Regions from separate parts of the Homo sapiens genome. Here region 1 is linked to region 2. The links are chromatin contacts, found by Hi-C or POLR2A ChIA-PET in ENCODE. All regions are on one chromosome and are shown on one strand. The core of a region is the stretch at or near the end of the contact, and the rest is flanking DNA. Distances in the headings are between cores, read along the strand shown. Region 1 holds the start of IL31RA (interleukin 31 receptor A). Region 2 overlaps PLPP1 (phospholipid phosphatase 1).

Region 1 (2,700 bases), core at 123-2,622, 410 kb after region 2:
TTTGGATGGGTAGAGCATCCTAGGTGAGAAATAATTTTCCAATAGAGTTATAAAGGAATTGATCCATTGCTTTCTAACTTCTGGTTTTGTTATTAAGTCTAAAGCCATTCTCATCCTTGATCCTTTGTATGTGACTTATTTTTTTCCTATCTGGAAACATTTTTTTTCTGTTTATTCTTGATATTCTGAAACTTCACTGTTTTGTACTTCAGTGTAGATTTATTTTCATTTATTATGCTGTTTACAGTGGGCCCTTTCAATCTGGAAACAAATGTTCCTCAATTCTTGGGAATTTTATTGTATCACTTCTCTCATTATTTCTTTCCCTCCATTCCTCTGTTCTGTGCTTCTGTACTGCTGGTAGTCAGATGTTGGCTATTCTTCATCTCTTTGTCTTTTCTTCTATCTTCTGGAAGATTTCCTCAACTTTATTTTCTAGTCTTTAGACTTCAGCTCTCATATTTTGAATCTCCAAGAGTTCTTGTTCTCTAATTATGCCTTTATCATAGCATCCTATTCATATTTTGTGGGTACAACATTTTTTCTTATTTTCTATGAAGGTTTAACTAATATTTCTTTTAAAAAATATTCTGCTTTCTGCATTGCCTTTCTTTCAAGTTTTTTCCCCCCATCTGCTGTTGGGATGGGAGAAATTTAATGAATTTGGCTTTGTGGGGTTAGGATTAGGTAGTCTATTTCTTTTTCAGATTTTCAACCAATCTTATGATTTTTGTTTCAGAGGTATAGTCAATTCTCATTATTCCTTCATTATTCCTGGCAATTATGTTCAATAAAATCGCCACAAACACTGAATTAGAAAATACTGCTGAGCGTGGTGGCTCATGCCTGTAATCCCAGCACTTTGGGAGGCCGAGGCAGGTGGATCACCTGAGGTCAGGAGTTTGAGACCAGCCTGAACAACATGGAGAAACCCCGTCTCTACTAAAAATACAAAATCAGCTGGGCTTGGTGGCGCATGCCTGTAATCCCAGCTACATGGGAGGCTGGCCTGAGGCAGGAGAATCACTTCAACCCGGGAGGTGGAGGTTGCGGTGAGCTGAGATGGCGCAATTGCACTCCAGCCTAAGCAACAAGAGCGAAACTCTGTCTCAGAAGAAAAAAAAAAAGAAAAAAAGAAAATACTGAATTATTCTCTGTGGGGGAAATATAGAGTTAGGTGCCTGTGAGCCTCTGGTCACAACATTTTTGTCAGCTAATCAATACATAACCTTGTTTTGTGTGTGTTTCTGTTTAAAGACACCTTATTTAATATACATTGTTGATTCATCAACATTGAACTCATGGCTAATAACAGTACTATGACTCATGCCTGAATAGAGCTTATTTAACACACATATTTTCTCCATGAGGCACAGCCTCCTTCTGCTTAGGAACACCAGACAGCACTCCAGCACTCTGCTTGGGGGGCATTCGAAACAGCAAAATCACTCATAAAAGGCAAAAAATTGCAAAAAAAAATAGTAATAACCAGCATGGCACTAAATAGACCATGAAAAGACATGTGTGTGCAGTATGAAAATTGAGACAGGAAGGCAGAGTGTCAGCTTGTTCCACCTCAGCTGGGAATGTGCATCAGGCAACTCAAGTTTTTCACCACGGCATGTGTCTGTGAATGTCCGCAAAACATTGTGAGTATTGATTTGGGGGGTTACAAATAATTCCTAGCAAGTAGGTGAATTCACAAATAAGGAAGCTGTGAGTAATGAGGGTTGATTTTACCTACCTAGTGTCTCAAATCCTGAGCCGTATGAGATTCCGTGGCATAATTATGTTTGCTTATTGTTGGCAACCTTATTAGGCATTTCTAGGTTTCTGCTTTCTCATCTTTACCAGTTCAGTTATGGCTTGATTCATTTCTCTTTTTCCAAAGATTTGTTGACATCTCTTATTTGCTGTTGCCTCTTCCCATTTGTTTTGTCTTGTGGTTCTATATCTTTGCCATAATTTTTGTGGAGTTTCCTGAGAGAGTAGAGATAAATGTATATGCTCAATTGGTCTTGTCTTAACCAGAATTCTATTTAATACACAACACCTTTAGTGAGCTGTTATGCATGTAATAGGTGTTTACTAAGTATTGGTTGAATAAATTCAAGAAATGCTTGCTATTTTTGTGCTAGCATTTAGCTTTTCTCTATAGTATATTATAATGGAATTTTATTTTATTTTATTTTATTTATTTTTTGAGACAGAGTTTCACTCTTGTCGCCAGGTTGGAGTACAATGGCACGATCTTGGCTCACTGCAACCTCTGCCTCCCGGGTTCAAGCGATTCTCCTGCCTCAGCCTCCCGAGTAGCTGGGATTACAGGTGCCTGCCACCATGCCTGACTAATTTTTTTGTATTTTTAGTAGAGATGGGGTTTTGCCATGTTGGTCAGGCTGGTCTCAAACTCCTGACATCAGGTGATCCACCTGCCTCAGCCTCCCAAAGTGCTGGGATTACAGGCGTGAGCCACCACGCCTGGCTGGAATTTTAAATATCTCATAATTATAATCTTCTAGGTAAAAGACTAGCTCTCTTTCTCACCCTTATTCCTCCTACTTAGTGGAACATTGCCTAAGGAAGATGGGGAATGGGTTAAAAATTAAAATGTGGGGCTGGAAAGCATAGCTTGTTTTAAAACTTAGTTTTCTTTCCTTTTGCATCATAATCTCTTCCCCGGTCTATTTATTTCTCGTG
Region 2 (2,700 bases), core at 27-2,526:
GAGATATTTTTTGAAGCTGTTTTGATTTTGCCTTTCCTTGACTAATCTTGTTAACACTTCTTAACTGTAAAATGTTGTTATTGTCTCATAGCCTCTGAATATTCTATTGTTAATAAAGTAAGAACTTTTTTTTTTCCATTTTAAACTAGAGTCAAGGGGTTGGCTTGCAAGCTAAGAACATTTTTAAGGAGTTTTTTTTGTTTGTTTTTTCAAAAAAGAATATGTGACCTACAAAGCCTAAATATTTATTATCTGACCTTTCACTGAAAAAAAAAAAAATACCAACCCCAGAACTAGACTAACAACAGCAGGCTCAATGCAAAGAAATATACCTTGGTCTACTTATTTTGAAATAGTGCTTTTATGACTAGCCAGGCAAGCCAAATTGATTGCTCCACCTACATTTGATGACAGATCTGTCCAGAAGAACACTGGAAAGCAGGCCTCAGTTTAGTCTTCTTTGGGTTTTAATTTCACCATTTTTAGGATTCACTGAGGCACTAAATTTAGATCTTAAATCCCACCTCAAAATCAGACAAGGTTCGTAGGCTATGGGCCATGAGTTGTTCATCATTTGCCCAATGTTCAGCAATAATCAAGTTTGGAAAACATCACGAAGTATCAACAATGCTAGGAGGTATACAGTGAATGCTAAATGAGGGATTATATGAATCTTAAGGAAAGTGGATAGTATGAAAGAGTCTGAGTGGATTTAGATAGGTGGGCAGCACTGTCTAAACACAGGGCAGGGGCAAGGCCCAGATAAGAGGCATTTTGTGGCAGGAGGAGAGTCTGGCTGAAGCATAGATACAGGAATTTCATAACAGGCGGTGATATAAACAATCTGGGGTTACAGCCTCAATAGAAGGGTCTCAGGAAAAGTATTTTAACACTCCTCACTGTATTGAAAGAAAATACAGACTCATACCATGGCTGTTCTCCTGAATAATCAAATAAATTTGGAATCTCTGGCATTCAGCCAAGTTCACGGGGAGTCACTAAGCATATAAACTGGCTATGTGCAAAGCAGCCCTGCCCTGAGCTCCCGCAGGCCTGGGAGGTTTTCACTGATGCTGACACTCTCTTGGCACAGTTAAGTGTGCAGGGCTGCACTGGCTGCCAGAGAAGAACAATGGTCAGGGTGTTTTAAGAGCCATTTTTAACTAGAAGTTAATTTCTGGGTGTCAGGAATTGACAGAGAAGTTTTGGCTATCAAAGACTGTCCTAGGAGAGGATTTAAATGACTACGTCTCTACCCAAATCTGAGACTGACTCATGAAGCCAAGGTGCCCAGAGAAACAAGATGAGTCATTGCTCAAGGAATTCGGGGGTGGGGCTTAGAGGTTAAATGTTGTACATAGGCCAGGCGCGGTGGCTCACGCCTGTAATCCCAACACACTGGGAGCCCGAGGCAGGCGGATCACGAGGTCAGGAGATTGGGACCATCCTGGCTAACACGGTAAAACCCTGTCTCTACTAAAGATACAAAAAATTAGCCGGGCGTGGTGGCGGGCGCCTGTAGTCCCAGCTACTCTGGAGGCTGAGGCAGGAGAATGGCGTGAACCCGGGAGGTGGAGCTTGCAGTGAGCCGAGATCGCGCCACTGCACTCCAGCCTGGGTGAGAGAGCAAGACTCCGTCTAAAAAAAAAAAAAAAAGTTGTACATAAATGTAAAAAGCAAGGATCTGTGTATTCAGGGCTGAAATAAAAGCTGGGGCCTACATCCACATCAAGCAAATATTTCCACTACCTAGAGTCAGTAAAATGCAGTGCATGGTTGCTCTGGCCTGCTTTCTTCTCCAGAAAGGTCTTGGTCTACAACAAATCTATTTATCTAGGCTTCTTTTTTTGCCATTATAACTTTACATCTGTTAAATCAAACTAAAATCTGTCCTGAAAACCCCCTGCTCACATACTTGAGTTCTTCTGTACAAAGAACAACCTAATTTGGTAAGTAAGCAAACTGGGAGCCTGACTCAGGAATGTGCTTCTGTAACAGCAGCTGAGTCTCAGCCAGTCCCTGCAGCCATATTTCAACCACTCACAGCCATTCAAACCACGCTCAAATAAAGCTCCAAGGCCGAGCTGTAACCAATCCGGCAGTTTCTGCACCTCGCTTCCATTTTCTGTACTCACTTTCCTTTTTCTGTCCATAAATTCTCCCTGACCACTTAGAAGCAGTGGAGTCATTCTGAATCTGCAGTGACTCTGAGGGCTGCCCAATTTGAAAGTCGTTTCTTCCTTGCCCAGTGACACCCTTAAATTTATCTAAAGTTGTTCTTTTAACACAGTTGGTTCAAACTGACCCAATTACCACACTATGGTTGACATCATTTTCCCGAGTTGATATCCTTCATATGTGGCTGCATGTCCACTGAGCAGGCCTGCCACTGAGGCCCTCTATTATATCAATGTCATCCTCTCTATAGTAATTTTAATCTTTCACAAAACAGCCCTCAGTACAAGTTACTATTTGACCAATTACACAGACGTTAATGGGTGTTTTGAGAAGGGTCAAGGAAGAAGAGCAGAAAATGATGAAGTATGGAATATGTTATAGCTGAGAATTTTCTTTAAAATTACAAACAGTGGGTCAAAGTTATGTGTCAGTCACTTCCAGAATGCCATTTTACTTCCAGAGATCTGCATGAGCTGACCTTCAAAATAAATGGACTAGGGTTCAGACCAAGTAATCAATCAA

The links. Hi-C counts contacts between places; a loop is a spot of excess contacts on that map. ChIA-PET counts read pairs that join two places held with the same protein, here RNA polymerase II (POLR2A). Pooled maps may share reads with other maps.
Region 1: a map of heart left ventricle shows a loop between it and region 2 (9-fold over the local background). The contact joins the promoter of IL31RA here to the enhancer-like site in region 2. A Hi-C loop is called at or near these places in 1 of 168 maps with a recorded cell type or tissue (heart left ventricle) and 5 of 50 pooled maps. POLR2A ChIA-PET finds 5 or more read pairs at or near these places in 1 of 52 experiments (MCF 10A).

The regions. Positions count from the first base shown.
Region 1 is chr5:55,849,985-55,852,684 of GRCh38, forward strand. IL31RA (interleukin 31 receptor A) reads left to right here and starts at 1,373. Exons shown (of 15, transcript NM_139017.7): 1 at 1,373-1,649. The coding sequence starts at 1,587.
Region 2 is chr5:55,437,260-55,439,959 of GRCh38, forward strand. All of the region lies in intron 4 of PLPP1 (phospholipid phosphatase 1), which reads right to left. Among named protein-coding and RNA genes, the nearest start is that of MIR5687, 70 kb to the right of the region's middle. RefSeq lists an enhancer at 878-1,705. Within about 2 kb of position 1,277, at least 29 of the 41 ENCODE cell types and tissues checked have a DNase peak (open chromatin) inside an H3K27ac peak, as active enhancers do; they include heart left ventricle, where a contact is called at or near this core.